Linked DNA regions of Homo sapiens: region 2 is linked to region 1. Evidence: chromatin loops called from intact Hi-C (ENCODE). Cell type or tissue: lower leg skin. All regions are shown on one strand. Links, peaks and the distances in the headings refer to the core of each region. The heading gives the core; the rest is flanking DNA.

Region 1 (5,496 bases), core at 189-5,188:
CCAAGTGTTTATTTTCTGCTAGGGCTTTTAATTTGGAATGGACAAAAGGGGAGTTGGTGCCATACTGCTTCACAGATTCTTTGAAATCTTTGAGGAATTTAAAAGAAAAACTTGGCCAGGTGCGGTGGCTCACTCCTGTAATCCCAGCACTTTGGGAGGCCCAGGCAGGTGGATCACAAGGTCAGGAGATCGAGACCATCCTGGCTAACAGGGTGAAAGTCTGTCTCTACTAAAAATACAAAAAAAAAAAAAAAATTAGCCGGGCATGCCTGGGAGACAGAGCGAGACTCCATCTCAAAAAAAAAAAAAAAAAAAAAAGAAAAAAAAACTTTCCTAAGTAGCGGGACATAGCTGAACCTGGCCTGGATGTATAGGGTCAGGTTGAACTACTGCCTGAACTACTGGAACATCAGGAACTGGCTGTGTCTCAGCGGCAGGCAGTTGTGGAGCCTGATTATTTTCCTGAGCAGCCTGATTGTCAGGCTGTTGATCTTGACGGGTTGCGGGATCAGCTGCCTGCTGAGAAGGATCAGCAGGCTGTGGCTGATTTTGTGCCACTGGGACGGCGGGTATTGGAGGTTGTAAAATTACAGGAAATTGCCAGGCTTCGGGATCCCCATATTCTCTTGTCTGAGCTATAGCCCTCATAAAAGGAGTGTCATTTTCAGGGATGTATATAGCTCATTGCTTATGAGCGGCAATGGTGGTATTGGCCACCACAGTAGCAACTGGACCAGAAGCAGGAAAAAGTTTGGAATTTTGAATGGAGGAAGAGTTGAGAACCTGTAGGCCAGGATGAGACGAGATTACCTGCTGGGCAGGTCTTTCATGGGCCTGAGGCTGCCGCAGTAACTGTGGACCAGGCTTCAAGGGAGCCTGAGGTTTCAAGGGAGCCTGATTTGTCAGAAAAGACCCAGGCTTCAAGGAAGTGTGATTTGCCGAAAGAGACCCAGGCTTCGAGGGAGACTGATTTGCCAAAAGATACCCAGGCTTCAAAGGAGCCTGATTTCTGAAAGAGACCCAGGCTTCAAGGGAGCCTGATTTACCAAGAGAGGTCCAGGCTTCAAGGGAGACTGACTTGTCAAAAGAGAACGAGAAGAGAGAGGTGGAAAAATAGGTTGAATATGGATAGGGTTGAGGGCCTCATAACTGGGCTGAACTGGTAGAAAGTTGAGAGCCCCACAGCGGGGCTGAACAGAGATAGGGTTGAGGGCCTCATTACCAGGCTGAATAGGCAAGAAGTTGAGAGCTCTACAGCAGGGCTGAACAGGGATAGGGTTCAGGGCCTCATTACCAGGCAGGGAATTGAGAGCCTCTTCACCGGGCTGTGTAGAAATTGGAGCCTCTGTACCAGGCTGCATGAAAACATAGTTTAGAGCCTCTTTTTCAGGCTGCATCATCTCATTTTCTATCTGCATAGCTGGAGAGTTGAGAGTTTGAGGAAAGGTAGGAGGGTACAGCTGTGATGGCTGTTGATAATATCTTTCAGCTGGATTTTGCTGGTTGGGGGAAATAAATTCATTCAGATCAGTTAAAAGTTCATCATAAAGCGATAACCGGGGCATGGTAGGCTCTGGCGTAGGTGGTGGCACCAAAGGAATATCAGAGTGGAGGTCCATCTGTAGAACTATGGCCTCAATCTGTGCAGTATCCTCAGGTGAAAAAGAACTAAGCACTTCCTCAGCCTCCTCAGAGGAAAGAGGGATCAGTCTCCATGTTGTCCTCCTGAGTCTGTAAAGAGTCTAGGACAGAGCGAACCGAAGCCCAGATTGACCAAATTGGGGGTGGAATAATATGCCCGCCTTTATGAGCAATTTTGAATGTCTGCCAATCTCATCCCAATCCTTAAGTTCTAAAGTTCCCTCAGTAGGAAACCAAGGGCAAAGAAGATCTACAACATCAAACAGTTCAATTAACTTATCAGTAGATACTTTTAACCACTCCTTCTTTAAGGAGAGTTTTTATAAAATTTAAATAAGCTGAGTACTTAGTACAGGCCTGTCCCTTGGTGTCCCCGGGATACTCTGAGTGCCCAAGCTTACCACCAAGCTTATTGACCTCAATCCTCAGGAATCTGTCATTGAAATCCTCTGCTGTGTTTCACGCTCAAAGTGCAACTTCACACAGCGAGAGAGAAATTCTCGTTGGGCGCCAGATGTAGGGTCCAACCCTACAGGGCCTTTGGGGTTTTCTCTTGTGTGTGGAGATGATAGATCATAGAAATAAAGACACAAAACAAAGAGATAGAATAAAAGACAGCTGGGCCCGGGTGAACACTACCACCAAGACGCGGAGACCGGTAGTGGCCCCGAATGCCTGGCTGTGCTGTTACTTATTGTATACAAGGCAAGGGGGCAGGGTAAGGAGTGCAGGTCATCTCCAATGATAGGTAAGGTCACGTGAGTCACGTGACCACTGGACAGGGGCCCTTCCCTATTTGGTAGCTGAGGTGGAGACAGAGAGGGGACAGCTTACGTCATTATTTCTTCTATGCATTTCTCGGAAAGATCAAAGACTTTAATACTTTCACTAATTCTGCTACCGCTGTCTAGAAGGCCAGGCTAGGTGCACAGAGTGGAACATGAAAATGAACAAGGAGCGTGACCACTGAAGCACAGCATCACAGGGAGACGTTTAGGCCTCCAGATGGCTGTGGGCATGGCTGCGGGTGGGCCTGACAAAGATCTTCCACAAGAGGTGGTGGAGCAGAGTCTTCTCTAACTCTCTCCCTTTCCTGGTCTGCTAAGTAACGGGTGCCTTCCCAGGCACTGGCGCTACCACTAGACCAGTCTGCTAAGTAACGGGTGCCTCCCCAGGCACTGGCGTTACCGCTAGACCAAGGAGCCCTCTAGTGGCCCTGTCCGGGCATGACAGAGGGCTCACACTCTTGTCTTCCGGTCACTTCTCACCGTGTCCTTTCAGCTCCTATCTCTGTATGGCCTAATTTTTTCTAGGTTATAATTGTAAAACAGATATTATTATAATATTGGAATAAAGAGTAAATCTACAAACTAATGATTAATATTCATATATGATCATATCTGTATTCTATTTCTAGTATAACTATTCTTATTCTATATATTTTATTATACTGGAACATCTTGTGCCTTCGGTCTCTTGCCTCAGCACCTGGGTAGCTTGCCGCCTGTAGGGTCCAGCCCTACAGGGTTTAGTGGGTGTTCTACCCATGTATGGAGATGAGAGATTATAAGAGATAAAGACACAAGACAAAGAGATAAAGAGAAAACAGCTGGGCCCAGGGGACCATTACCACCAAGACGCAGAGACCAGTAGGGGCCCGGAATGGCTGGGCTCGCTGATATTTATTACATACAAGACAAAGGGGGAAGAGTAAGGAGGGTGAGACGTCCAAGTGATTGATAAGCTCAAGCAAGTCACATGATCATGGGACAGGGGGCCCTTCCCTTTTAGGTAGCTGAAGCAGAGAGGAAAGGCAGCATACATCAGTGTTTTCTTCTAGGCACTTATAAGAAAGTTCAAAGATTTTAAGACTTTCACTATTTCTTCTACCACTATCTACTATGAACTTCAAAGAGGAACCAGGAGTACAGGAGGAACATGAAAGTGGACAAGGAGCATGACCACTGAAGCACAGCACCACGGGGAGGGGTTTAGGCCTCCAGATGACTGCAGGGCAGGCCTGGATAATATAAAGCCTCCCACAAGGAGGTGGTGAAGCAGAGTGTTTCCTGACTCCTCCAAGAACAGGGAGACTCCCTTTCTTGGTCTGCTAAGTAACGGGTGCCTTCCCAGGCACTGGCATTACTGCTTGGCCAAGGAGCCCTCAACCGGCCCTTATGTGGGCATGACAGAGGGCTCACCTCTTGCTTTCTAGGTCACTTCTCACAATGTCCCTTCAGTACATGATCCTACACCCATCAATTATTCCTAGGTTATATTAGTAATGCAACAAAGACTAATATTAAAAGCTAATGATTAATAATGTTTATACATTATTGATTGATAATTGTCCATGATCATCTCTATATCTAATTTGTATTGTAAGTATTCTTTATTCTAACTATTTTCTTTATTATACTGCTACAGTTTGTGCCTTCAGTCTCCTGTCTTGGCACCTGGGTAATCCTTCGTCCACAGCTGCCCAAATCTCCCCTCTTTTTATTGACTAGGATCATCATTGCCATCATTGCTTGTTGACTTTGGGCTTTTCATCGGACTCCCTGAAGACATCTGCATACTAAAAGCAGACAACATAAACACACCAATATCAGTAATGCTAGTGACAATAGTGAACCTCTAAGGGGTTTGATCCGTTTAAAAAGATTAAGATCGGATAATACTTTGGTGATTTCCTCAAAAATATGAGAGCCAGGAACGGTAGTTAAGTGAGCCTGTGAGGCCCCCAAAATTTGCTCTTTCAGTTTTGAAATATCTTAAGTTAGATTATCATCCCAGGCTTTGAATGTCTCATGACTTTTTCCCAGCTATGCTGATCTTTTTTATAAGCATAAGGCATTATGCAATAATCAGAATTATTCCAATCACATTGTAATTGCATACGGTGTTGCAAATTCATAACTCTATCTCCCAGCCATATCACACTCTGGTGGAGATCATTAATTTGATTAGCCAAATTTGATCAACTTGAGCCTGAGAATTCCAGAGTCTGGTGGAGTTTTTGTTTGTTTGTTTGTTTTTTTGCCACACTTCCACATATTGAGTGGTCTGAACAGAGTTGTGGATAGCAACTCCAGCTGCCATTGCTGTGGCAGTGACAGCAATTAATCCTGCAATGACTGCAATAAGAGTAAAGATGAATCTCTTCGTTCTCTTAAGGATTCCTTTAAGGATTTCATTGACTATATGAATAGAGGGAGAAGACTCCCAAGGGTGGTGTAAAGAAACGGTATCCTTACCCCCTCCCTAGCCCTTACCAGGAGAATACTTGTTATGGGATGAAATGTAACACGAATACATGTAAACAATTTGCAATCATCAAATTCTATGGTTTGGCTGTTGGGGGGTGATAATTATATTTCCGACTAATAGCATATAAGGGGATTTTACACAGCTCCTGCTAGGTATCACCTGTTCAGACATCAAGGTGACTTTGTATACGTCTGTCTTGGTATTAGTGGGAATGATCTGATAGGTTACATTCCATATCCTAATTCCAGTCATGGCAGCAGCCAATTTCCACAATTCAGGATGTTCTGGGGTAACAATAGGATGAATCACTTTTGGTCTAGGAGGAATGATCACTTTGTCCATCCATTTGAATGGGTAAGGAGACACCCATTCCCTCAGCCTGTAGGACTGCCATCCCTCCTCTACATAATCTATCAAATAGTTGAACTCAGAATATTTGGCATTTAGGCTGGAAAAATTTAGCCAATAATATCCTCTTGGAGCCCAGTCAATAACCACCTGTAATCAGGCCCTGTAACACTACTGCTTTTGGAGCATTACAATCATTCCATACAATAGTTTCAACTGTAAAAGGTTCCCTGGTAG
Region 2 (5,249 bases), core at 250-5,249, 960 kb before region 1:
GCTGGAACCTGGGAGGTGGAGGTTGCAGTGAGCCGAGATCATGCCACTGCACTCCAGCCTGGGTGACAGAGTGAGACTCCGTCTCAAAAAAAAAAAGAGAAAGAATGATTGATAAACCAACTGGGATACTGGCAGATATTTTCTCAAAAATGAAAGAAGGGAAGCTGTCTGTTCAGGGAAAGCAACTGACAATATTTGTTGCCAATGATAAAATTTGAGCTTTAGAGTAAAAATCAGAATTTGAGAAAGTTTGTATCCACCACTGTGAGTCTGACAGTTGTCTAATATTAATGATTATTAATGAAACCCCATCTCTACTAAAATTACAAAAATTAGCTGTGCGTGGTGGCACACGCCTGTAGTCCCAGCTACTCAGGAGGCTGAGGCAGGAGAATCACTTGAACCCGGGAGGTGGAGGTTGCAGTGAGCGGAGATCATGCCATTGCACTCCAGCCTGGCAACAGAGCAAGACTCCATCTCAAAAAAAAAAAAAAAAACCGGCCAGGTGCGGTGGCTCACACCTGTAATTCCAGCACTTTGGGAGGCCAAAGCGGGCGGATCACAAGGTCAGGAGATAGAGACCATCCTGGCTAACATGGTGAAACCCCGACTCTACTAAAAATACAAAAAATTAGCCGGGCATTGTGACGGGCGCCTGTAGTCCCAGCTACTTGGGAGGCTGAGGCAGGAGAATGGCATGAACCCGGGAGGCTGAGCTTACAGTGGGCCCAGATCGCACCACTGCACTCCAGCCTGGGCAACAGAATGAGGCTCTGTCTCAAAAAAAAAAAATTGGCGGTTTATGGGTTTGTGGGGGGTACAATTCCTGCCTGTCCAAGTGACAGACTCATTTAATTATCCCCAAGTTAATGTTTAAGTGCAATGGGGTAAAACATGCACTCTGTTAACTAAAAAGCCACATTTCCAAATAGTATACATATTACGATTAAAACATTAAAAATATATGTGTACAGATTTATTCATATAAGCCCAAAAACAAATGTCAGACAATGTTTCTGTCTTTGGAACCTGACTCAAAATAAGGTTCCTCCTGTTGGCTTCTTCCTGAGACACAGCCAACGCTAATTTGCCGCCCAGGCAAATCATCTATGCCTATCATTAGGAAATCAAATTTATGATATGCATAGCCTAGAATACTACTCTGTAGTTTTTTTGTTTTTGTTTTTGTTTTTTGAGACAGAATCTTGCTCTGTGGCCCAGGCTGGAGTCCAGTGGTGTGATCTCAGGGTTCAAGTGATTCTCCCACCACAGCCTCCCGAGTAGCTGGGATTACAGGCACACACTACCATGCCTGGCTAATTTTACTATGTAGATTTTTTAAACATGAGGTATATACACATGTATTTGCATTGAGTATTCTCTAAGATAAAGTGACAAAAAGCAAAATACAGAGTTTGGTGTATTTGCTGCTATATATGGAAGGAACAACACCCAGAGAATAACATGTTTGCATGCATACATATGAAGTAACTCAGGAGAGATAAATAGTAGGTAACTAGCTGTCCCTGGGAAAGAGTCCCAAGGATAAGGTGCGGACTAACTTTCCACTTACTACATATCTTTTGTACTGATTCATTTCAAAATTTACTCTAAAATATTGGTATTACAATAAAGAAAACTGGAGTCTAGAACTGAATGACAAAACTGATACATTCTTACTACAAATCTGTGGTTAAGATTAGCATTAATCTTTCCTAGGCAAAGAGGAAAAAGTTTAACCCAAAGACTGTATGGATCTTCTCTACCCTACATCTCCAATCTCATTCCCATTACTCAGAAAATATTCTCACTGGGTATAGAGGTATGAACTCCCATTGGAAAACTTAGGGTAAACGTCCGTGGAATCTATGGGGCACTGCTGACCCAGGACACCTGGGATATTTCTGCAGAAACAGGATTTTTTTTTTTTTTTTTTTTGAGATGGAGTCTTGCTCCATAGCCCAGGCTGGAGTGCAATGGCGCGATCTCGGCTCACTGCAACCTCCACCTCCCAGGTTCAAGCGATTCTCCTGCCTCAGCCTCCTGAGTAGCTGGGATTACAGGCGTGAGCCACCGCACCCAGCCAGATTATTCTTAATCAGTTGATTATTTCTGGCTCCAGAATGCTTCAATTATTCCACCTGCCCCTATGTATAAGCGTTACCACCCTAATTATGCTTGTTTTTGTTTTTTTGGTTGTTTGAGACGGAGTCTCTGTTGCCCAGGCTGGAGTGCAGTGGCACGATCTCGACTCACTGCAACCTCTGCCTCCCAGGTTCAAGCGATTCTCTTGCTTTAGCCTCCAGAGTAGCTGGGATTACAGGCACGCGTCACCACACCCAGCTAGTTTTTTGTATTTTCAGTAGAAACAGGATTTCACCAAGTCGGCAAGGATGGTCTTGAACTCCTGACCTCAAGCAATCCACATGCCTTGGTCTCCCAAAGTGCTGGGATTACAGGCGTGAGCCATCGCTCCCGGCCTCCTAATTATGTTTCATTTTGGTTAATGTTTCAATAAATGTGCTTTCCCTAAACATACTGATGAAAAGAGGCCCAAATGCAAAACTGATTTGTCGAGAAAGTCAGTCTGAGATGAAATATTTATTATGTCTAAACCACAAGTAGAAAAAAATTCAAAGGCCGACTATTTCAATGCTAACTCAATGCAATATTGCACTTTGTTTGGTTTACGGGAGAGGTAATTTACACAGCTAACATTTGGGTTTTCAAGATTACATTGTGGGGAGAGAAGGGGAAAACAAGAAAAGTCTAATGCTTTTAGATTCTGTCAGAAAAAGTGTTTGCTAAAAAGCAAAACAAAATGAACATGAGAAAAAATGTGAAAAAACATGCATTTTAGGAAGCTTTCACCGAAGCAGGTGCTCAAGTTCAGACTCAAATCTTCCAACTCTTGTAATAAAAATGAGAGGTCAGAATACCACAAACTAATCAAATCAATCAAACAAAGCGGGAAACAGGTGGCTGACACCAGACTGGGCAGGGTTTTCCTAAATTGGGCTTACCTTCACTAATCCAAATCAGTTTTCAGAAATGGCTTCTACAAAAACTACCCAAACATCCCCCTAATAATTTGCACTCCTCCTCCACAATAGGGAAGCCAAGCCGTTTATTTCCCAGAAGGTTTACTTTCTCTTTCAAGCTCTGCTGGCTTCTTCCTGCCCCGCATACGGCCAGGAAAAAAGAAAAGCACTGCCTTTTCTTTCCTGCCTTCTCTAAAACTGGGGAGATGGGGTGAGAGAACCTGTTTCATGGACAAGCTGGGTGGTTCTTAACTGCAACACTGTTCTGAATACAGATTAGTTTGCAAAGGAAAGTTACAGGACAGGAAAATAAAGGTCTACCCCTCCAACTAACTCATACACATGTACATTTGCATGTACGCACACACACAGATGTGAGGGCACATTTAATTCAGCTGAGTAATGTGCAGCAATCAGCTCCCAGCTTCATACCTGGCCACCGGGATGCCTCCTCACTCCCACCTTCTTTACCTGACTCAAAATAAGGTTCCTCCTGTTGGCTTCTTCCTGAGACACAACCAACTCTAATCATTCCTCTTCCCCTCAAACCTTCAACACTACCTGCACTTTCTGGGTCGGGAGCAATTCCTTGGGTGGTAATCCATTTTTAATGTGTTAAATATTACTTAAAATAAGGGAGAGGTAATCATGGACTGTGGGCAATGCAGAGATTTATCAGAAGGGCATTTGTGTAAACAGGAATTTACAGTTTGCCTTACCTATTCCTTTTATATGACAGCCTCAATTTCCTCTAACAGAATGTAAGTCCCCCATCCCTATTCATTTAGTTTTTTTCCCATTAGGTTAGAATCTGCTAATTATTCTTTCTCTCCTTTGGGTCATTAGTGGCTGCCATGAATCATAATTTGCCTGACTTTGTAATATCTAACAGATATTACCATTTTAGTTTAGTTTTTGATATGACAGTTTTTTGTTTTTTGTTTTTGTGACGGAGTCTTGCTCTGTCTCCCAGGCTGGAGTGCAGCGGCGCGATCTCAGCTCACTGCAACCCCCACCTCCTGGGTTCAAAAGCAATTCTCCTGCCTCAGCCTCCCGGGTAGCTGGGACTACAGGCACCCGCCACCACAACAGGCTAAATTTTATATTTTTAGTAGAGACGGGGTCTCACTATGTTGGGCAGGCTGGTCTTGAACTCCTGACCCGCCTCGGCCTCCCAAAGTGCTGGAATTACAGGCGTGAGCCACCATGCCCGACCTCCTAATTATGTTTTATTCCACCTGCCCCTATGTATAAGCGTTACCACCCTAATTATGCTTTTTGTTTTTCGGTTTTTTTGAGACAGAGTCTCACTCTGTCACCCAGGCTGTAGTGCAGTGGCACGATCTCGGTTCACCGCAACCTCCGCCTCCCGGGTTCAAGCGATTATCCTGCCTCAGCCTCCCGAGTAGCTGGGATTACAGGTGCCCACCACCACAACTGGCTAATTTTTATATTTTTAGTAGAGACGGGGGGGGTCTCACTCTGTTGGGCAGGCTGGTCTTGAACTCCTGACCTCAGGTGATCCACCCGCCTTGGCCTCCCAAAGTGCTGGGATTACAGGCGTGAGCCACCGCACTCGGCCTGATATTATAGTTTTTAATAAGAGTAATTCAGCCTAGGCAACGTGACGAGATCCTGACTCAAAAAAATTAGAAAATTAGCTGAGGGTGGTAGCACACACCTGTAGCCCCAGCTACCCCGAAGGCTGAGGCAGGAGGATCACTTGAGCCTAGGAGGTCAAGGCTGTCATGAGCTGTGATCTCACCGCTGCACTCCAGCCTAGGTGACAGAGTGAGAACCTGTCTCAAAAAATAAATAGTAATAATAGTAATTATTAGCACTTGAATGTTACCTGTCTGCCCGGCACTATGCAAAGTACTTGATATGCATCATCTTGCTTCATCCTCTCAATTACTCTACAAGTGGACCTCGTTTCCACAATTGTGGACAGAGAAACTGAAAACCAGAGAAGTGAAAACAACAGGCCCAAGGTCTAAGAGAAGGCAGAACTGGGATTAAAGCCCAATAGGTCTGACCTGATAGTCCACTCTTTTAACTGCTATAGTAACTTTGGACCATGAAACCCTCAAACATACCAACCAAGTGTTTCAAAACTACAATAGCAATCACCTTAGGAATACTCAAAATATAAGTTCTTTGGCTGACGCAGTTAAAAATTCAAAGGTCAGGTAAAATTTCAGTGATGAG

The links. A loop is a pair of places that touch in the nucleus more often than their neighbours do. Peaks named below come from ENCODE experiments on the same cell type or tissue, not always from the same donor. Only the 100,000 strongest peaks of a DNase experiment are listed, where the experiment ranks them.
Region 2: a loop joins it to region 1, with 21 times the contacts of the local background. A loop is called at or near these places in 1 of 110 quality-filtered maps.

The regions. Positions count from the first base shown.
Region 1 is chr17:43,331,535-43,337,030 of GRCh38, forward strand. No RefSeq gene overlaps it. Among named protein-coding and RNA genes, the nearest start is that of LINC00910, 55 kb to the right of the region's middle. In lower leg skin, for the core only: a CTCF peak has its summit at 2,864 (motif pointing left); a DNase peak (open chromatin) is centred at 2,837.
Region 2 is chr17:42,376,066-42,381,314 of GRCh38, forward strand. All of the region lies in intron 1 of STAT3 (signal transducer and activator of transcription 3), which reads right to left. Among named protein-coding and RNA genes, the nearest start is that of STAT3, 9.8 kb to the right of the region's middle. In lower leg skin, for the core only: no CTCF peak of the experiment used is centred there; a DNase peak (open chromatin) is centred at 2,366.